Regions from separate parts of the Homo sapiens genome. Here region 2 is linked to region 1. A link is an interaction called in ENCODE POLR2A ChIA-PET data of the cell type or tissue named here. Cell type or tissue: GM12878. All regions are shown on one strand. Each heading gives the region's core, and the rest is flanking DNA. Links, peaks and the distances in the headings are about the cores only. Region 1 overlaps ENTPD1 (ectonucleoside triphosphate diphosphohydrolase 1). Region 2 overlaps ALDH18A1 (aldehyde dehydrogenase 18 family member A1).

The links. Peaks named below come from ENCODE experiments on the same cell type or tissue, not always from the same donor. Only the 100,000 strongest peaks of a DNase experiment are listed, where the experiment ranks them.
Region 2: POLR2A ChIA-PET joins it to region 1 with 13 read pairs; 3 of 35 experiments call an interaction of 5 or more read pairs at or near these places.

Annotation. Positions count from the first base shown.
Region 1 is chr10:95,821,811-95,824,732 of GRCh38, reverse strand. It overlaps ENTPD1 (ectonucleoside triphosphate diphosphohydrolase 1), which reads right to left. Exons shown (of 10, transcript NM_001776.6): 2 at 1,369-1,496. The region is part of intron 4 of ENTPD1-AS1 (ENTPD1 antisense RNA 1); the gene reads left to right. Among named protein-coding and RNA genes, the nearest start is that of ENTPD1, 67 kb to the right of the region's middle. In GM12878, for the core only: no CTCF peak of the experiment used is centred there; no DNase peak of the experiment used is centred there; H3K27ac peaks cover 218 bases.
Region 2 is chr10:95,651,815-95,654,736 of GRCh38, reverse strand. ALDH18A1 (aldehyde dehydrogenase 18 family member A1) reads left to right here. Exons shown (of 18, transcript NM_002860.4): 2 at 1,332-1,447. The coding sequence starts at 1,360. Among named protein-coding and RNA genes, the nearest start is that of ALDH18A1, 3.4 kb to the left of the region's middle. In GM12878, for the core only: no CTCF peak of the experiment used is centred there; no DNase peak of the experiment used is centred there; H3K4me3 peaks cover 388 bases.

The DNA.
Region 1 (2,922 bases), core at 278-2,777:
GAACATAACTCAAGTTTGTCATGGATTTTGCCTCCTAGGCATCCCCCTCTCCAATGATGCAATACTGAACATGTAAAAAGGTCAAATTAAGAAGGCAACCATGTATTTTTGGAGCTGGTAAACAAATAATGGAACCAAGATGTCATGAGGCTTCAACTGTGAGTGAAGTTTTGCCAAGGAAACAACATCAGTCAACATTAAAAGGCAAGCGACCCTTAACAATGAGATAGTATCAGCCTTCTGTCTTGACAAAGGGACTGCTGTACACAGCACCACTGGGTTGAACTTGACAAAAAGATGCCAGTGTGACACCCACGCCTCTGCTATACAGTGATTTGGGTGGATGGCAAAAGTTTCAGAGGCCTGGCATACACAACCATCCTTCCAGGCTCCCAGTTCAACATCTTCAAATACAAGAGAATATACTTCTACACATGTATTCCCAGGCCTCCATGGTCAAGTTAACTTCTAGATATATTACTGCCCATGTGTACATACATGCATATTAGCATATTGGTATCATCTGGGCCCTTATATATTTGTTTACTATAATTTCAGTGAAAGTTTAAAATGGTGTATTTATAGTATAAATTTTTATTTACCACATGCTTTTTAATTAACAGATTAAAAAATATAATGACCATATTACAAAGTACTTGTGAGATATTCATGTCTGAAATTTTACTTTGATGAACTGGAAAGAAAACATAAATACATTAAAGTTAATGATCCTAATGATCTTTAATGATATTAACTAGTTGTTCAAATGTAGAAATGTCACAAGAAATCTGCCTATCCATGAATTCATTTCAAATGACTATACCTGATACACGTATATGTTTTCTGATTTGCTTTTATTGATTTTGATTCTTTACTATATCTGGAGATAAGAAACATGTCTTCTCCTCAATCTCTGACTTCCAAAGTACTTTATACAGAGTTGTATAATAAACGTTATTGTTTTGGTGATAGTGATAATAATGAAGTAAAAAGAACAGAGTGCAGTATTGTGATTCACCCATGATGAAGAAGTGGAAATATACTAGAATATAGAATCTTGGCATAGTATTACACAGATCTGGATAAGGTGAATAAAGCATTCATCTCTGCTAGAGTATCAATTTAATGAGTTTACTAAACAATCATAAAGGCAGTTAACTTCCCACCACTAATGATTCAAGGCATTTACTCTTCTAGAATGAGCACCTATTTCCATTTTACTCCCCTAATCCAGTGGAAATTGACTTGTTCCTGGGCTGTTAGAACCTCAACTCGTCCCCTATGCTCTACATACCTTATCCCTCCTCCCCCTGTCCCACCCAGATCTCCTCTTACATACACACAAACACACAGATATATTTGACTTACCTTAACGTTTTCTGGCAATGCTTTGTTCTGGGTCAACCCCACAGCAAGCAAAGCTATCACAGCTATGATAGAGGAGAAGCCAAGGATGGCTAGGATATTCTTGGAGCAAAATGTCTTCACGTTAGACTCTAAAACCAAAAGCAGAAGAAAAAAATACCAACAAGAAATCAAAAACACTGATTTTCCTCCCCTTTCTGTCTGGTCTTGTAATGGCTACCTGGAGACATCAGAGACAGATTAAAAGCCAATCTTTTTTATCAATGAGGTACTTACAGAGTAATTGGGAAATAATTCAAGAACAAAAGGATTTGTTTGTACTTTGACAAAGGCCAAGACTGAGTTAGTGGCTGTGGCAAGGACAAAACTAGGTCAGTGATCAGATATGGAATGAGGAGTGAGAAGAGCCCCAAATTGGCTGTTTAACAGTTCACACAGATCTATCAAGGTAGAAGTAACAAATAACAAAAAACAAGAATACCCCTCCTCATTTTTGAAATCTACCACAAAATGTTTATGATGTTAAAAAGTATTAAGAATGTATCATCAAACAACAAATCCCACTATTCCATGACATTTCCTGGCTTGACATACATACCCCTTGCATTTAAACCACCCTTACATAGTAAGCAATTGGTAATGGCATAGAGGCTGAGGAGTCTTGAACATTTTGGATCATAATTCATATTATCTTATTTATTTTGTCTTTAGTCTCATTCTGTCATGGGACATTAGAAAAGCTCCAATAGTAGAATTATATAAAAGGCAAAAGTGGCCGGACACGGCAGCTCACACCTGTAGTCCCAGCACTTTGGGAGGCTGAGGCAGGTGGATCTCAAGGCCAGCAGTTCAAGACCAGCCAGGTCAATATGGTGAAACCCCATCTCTACTAAAAATACAAAAATTAGCCAGGCATGGTGGTGGGCACCTGTAATCCCAGCTACTCGGGAGGCTGAGGCAGGAGAATCGCTTGAACCCCGGAGGCAGAGGTTTCGGTGAGCCAAGATCGCACCACTGCACTCCAGGCTGGGCGACAGAACAAGACTCCATCTCAAAAAAATAATAACCAAAAACGGGTGCCGTGGCTCACGCTTGTAATCCCAGCACTTTGGGAGGCTGAGGCAGGTGGATCACGAGGTCAACAGATCAAGACTATCCTGGCCAACATGGTGAAACCCCGTCTCTACTGAAAATACAAAAATTAGATGGGCATGGTGGCGTGCACCTGCCATCCCAGCTACTCAGGAGGCTGAGGCAGGAGAATCACTTGAACCCAGGAGGCAGAGGTTGCTGTGAGCCAAGATTGCACCACTGTGCTCTAGCCTGGAGACAGAGTGAAACTCCCTCTCAAAAAAAAAAAAAAAAAAAAAAGGCAAAAGCTACTTTGGTCAGATGTAAACAGATTGCATAGAGGAAGTGAACAGGAAATGAAATGGTTGCACCATTCCCTCCATTTTGACAACTCAACCTCCTCCTCTCTCAACTCCCCAAACTATTCCCAAACGTAGAAGCTGGCTGGGCACTGAAATGGGAGCTCTCTCTGAAGCTCTTGAGCAG
Region 2 (2,922 bases), core at 209-2,708, 170 kb after region 1:
AAAGATCAATTAATACTTTCTGTTGCCTACTAGATGCCATATGTTTTAGAACAGCTGCATCCTGCCAGTCTCTTCTCTGTCCCATTTCAGTGCCTTTGTGCAGTATAAATTGTAAAGCAATGACACCATTCCTAATTTTTCTTCACTATGGGGCTAAATGCTAGTCTTCTGAGGCACATTTAAGAGGGCTGGGATATATCCACCAATCCATGGAACAAAAGTTAAAAGGAGGCCCACAAACAAAGAAAGTGAAGTATTTTTCTTACCTTGTGAAAATAGCAGTGTCTCTGTAGCATAAAAAGAGCTACAATATTGGGAGGCCGAGGTGGGTGGATCACAAGGTCAGGAGATCGAGACCATCCTGGCCAACATGGTGAAACCCCGTCTCTGCTAAAATACAAAAAATTAGCCAGGCATGGTAGCGCGTGCCTGTAGTCCCAGCTACTCGGGAGGCTGAGGCAGGGGAATCACTTGAACCCGGGAGACAGAGGTTGCAGTGAGCCGAGATCGCTCCATTGTACTCCAGCCTGGCAACAGAACAAGACTCCATCTTAAAAAAAAAAAAAAAAAGCTACAATAATGAATGGCTTGTTCTCCCTGTACATATAGGAAGGAGTTCCCTACTTTTTTGTGAAATAAACTATTCTTTGTCTAAAGTCTCAAATTTGACCCAGGGTGAGGAAATGCCCATAACTGCCTTATGTTCTCAACCGAGATTTGTAGCCATATTCTCTTCCTCCACAGGATTAAGATGTTAGCCAGTTGTAGGCATTGCCACTGCCTTCCAGGGGTACAAGAGTTATTTTGTAATCCTGTGGGCATCAGGAAGAAAGACATGGCAGCAGCCTCTGGCCTTTCCTCTTGCTTTTCATGGCTGGCTGGCAAGGATCAAGCTGACATTTCAAATAGGTGCATTTCCTGGTTCTGTTGGGAGATGTTAGCAGAAAGGTGGACATGATTGCTTTAGGATGTTGGATCTGTTACAGGAATTATATGAAGATTTAGTATTAACACATAAGCATTGCACCTGAAAGATTTTTTTTAAATTTGGAAGATACCAAAAAGAGCAGGTGTTTTTTGTGTCTCAAAATATTCCTAACTCTGCATTATTATTTGCTTACATAAAAACTAAGATGGTTGAGGCCTAGAAAGGAGCCACTTACTTTTTCTCTCTTTTCTATAATATAGAGGAGGTGGGAGTTTCCCTAATACAGAGGAGTTTGGAGCAGGAGAGTCAGATTTTTACTCCGAGGGTAAGGGGAAGTAGAGGGAAATAAAATGAATTGTCCAGTATTTTTCATTACTCACTTTTTAAAAAATGTATTCTGCAGATACTTTGGTTAGTGACCACATCGCAGCATGTTGAGTCAAGTTTACCGCTGTGGGTTCCAGCCCTTCAACCAACATCTTCTGCCCTGGGTCAAGTGTACAACCGTCTTCAGATCTCGTATGTACCATAGAAAACTTATGAGTATGTGGGACGTTTGATAGTCAAAGTATGTTTCAACAAGGTTTTCAAAGAGAAAAAAGATGTTTGTTTGTTTGTTTGGAGACAGGGTCTCATTTTGTCACACAGGCTGGAGTGCAGTGGCACAAACATAGCTCCATGCAGTCCAGACCTCTTGGACTCAAGCAATCCTCCTGCCTCAGCCCACCAAGTACTTGGGACTACAGGCACACACCACCGCGCTGACTCTAACTTTTTTATTTTTTGTCGAGATGCGATTTTGCCATGTTGCCCAGGCTGGTCTTGAACTCTTGAGATCAAGCAATCTGCCTGCCTTGGCCTCCCAAAGTGCTGGGATTACAGGCGTGAGCCATCGTGCCCAGCCAAGAAAAAAGGTTTAAAAGAGAGAGAGAGAAAAAAAAGATGTAATTTGGCAGAATTGGACAAAATTCTGCCAAATAGCAAGGAGGCAAAGAGGTAGTCTCCTGGTGAAATGTTCTCAGTGTTTGTGTCAATAAAGTTGACCCCCAAATAAATTTTTACATGCTTTTTTTTTTTCTTGAGTCTCACTCTGTCTCCCAGGTTGGAGTGCAGTGGTGTAATCTCAGCTCACTGCAACCTCTGCTTCCCAGGTTCAAGCGATTCTCCTGCCTCAGCCTCCCAGTTAGCTGGGATTACAGGTGTGCATCACCATACCCAGCTAATTTTGTATTTTTAGTAGAAATAGGGTTTCGCCATGTTGGCCAGGCTGGTCTCGAACTCCTGACCTCAGGTGATCTGCCCGCCTCGGCCTCCCTCCCAAAGTGTTGGGATTACAGGCGTTAGCCACTGTGCCCGGCCCCATGCTATTTTTGTTCATTACTCTTTTTTTGTAATTAAGTTTTAGATTTTGAGCTAATTATAAATTCACTTGCAATTTTAAGAAATAGTACAAAAAGGTCCCTTATACCCTTTACCCAATTTCACCCAGTATCTGAACCAAGGTATTGACGTTGATACGATCAAGATACAGAACATTTCAATCACCACAGGATTTTTTATTTCTCTTTAACAGCCACTGTCCTCTTCCCTATTACTAACCCCTGGCCAACATTAATCTGGTCTACATTTTTATAATTTTGTCCTTATAAAAATGTTATATAAATGGAATTATCCAGTATGTAACCTTTTGGAATTCTGTTTTCTTCAGCATAATTCTCTGGAGATTCATTCAAGTTGCTGTGTGTATCAGTTAGTTCCTTTTTATTACTGAGAAGTATGTAATGCTATGAGTGTATCACAGTTAGTGTAACCATTCACCCATTAAAGGACATCTGGGTTGTTCTCATTTTTTGGCTGTTATGAATAAGGCTGGTATGAACATTGATGTACAGGATTTTGTGTGAACATAGTTTTCATTTCTGTGGGATAAATGCCTAAGAGTGTAGTTGCTGGGTCAGATTGTAGCTACATGTTTAGTTTTTTACATAGTTTGA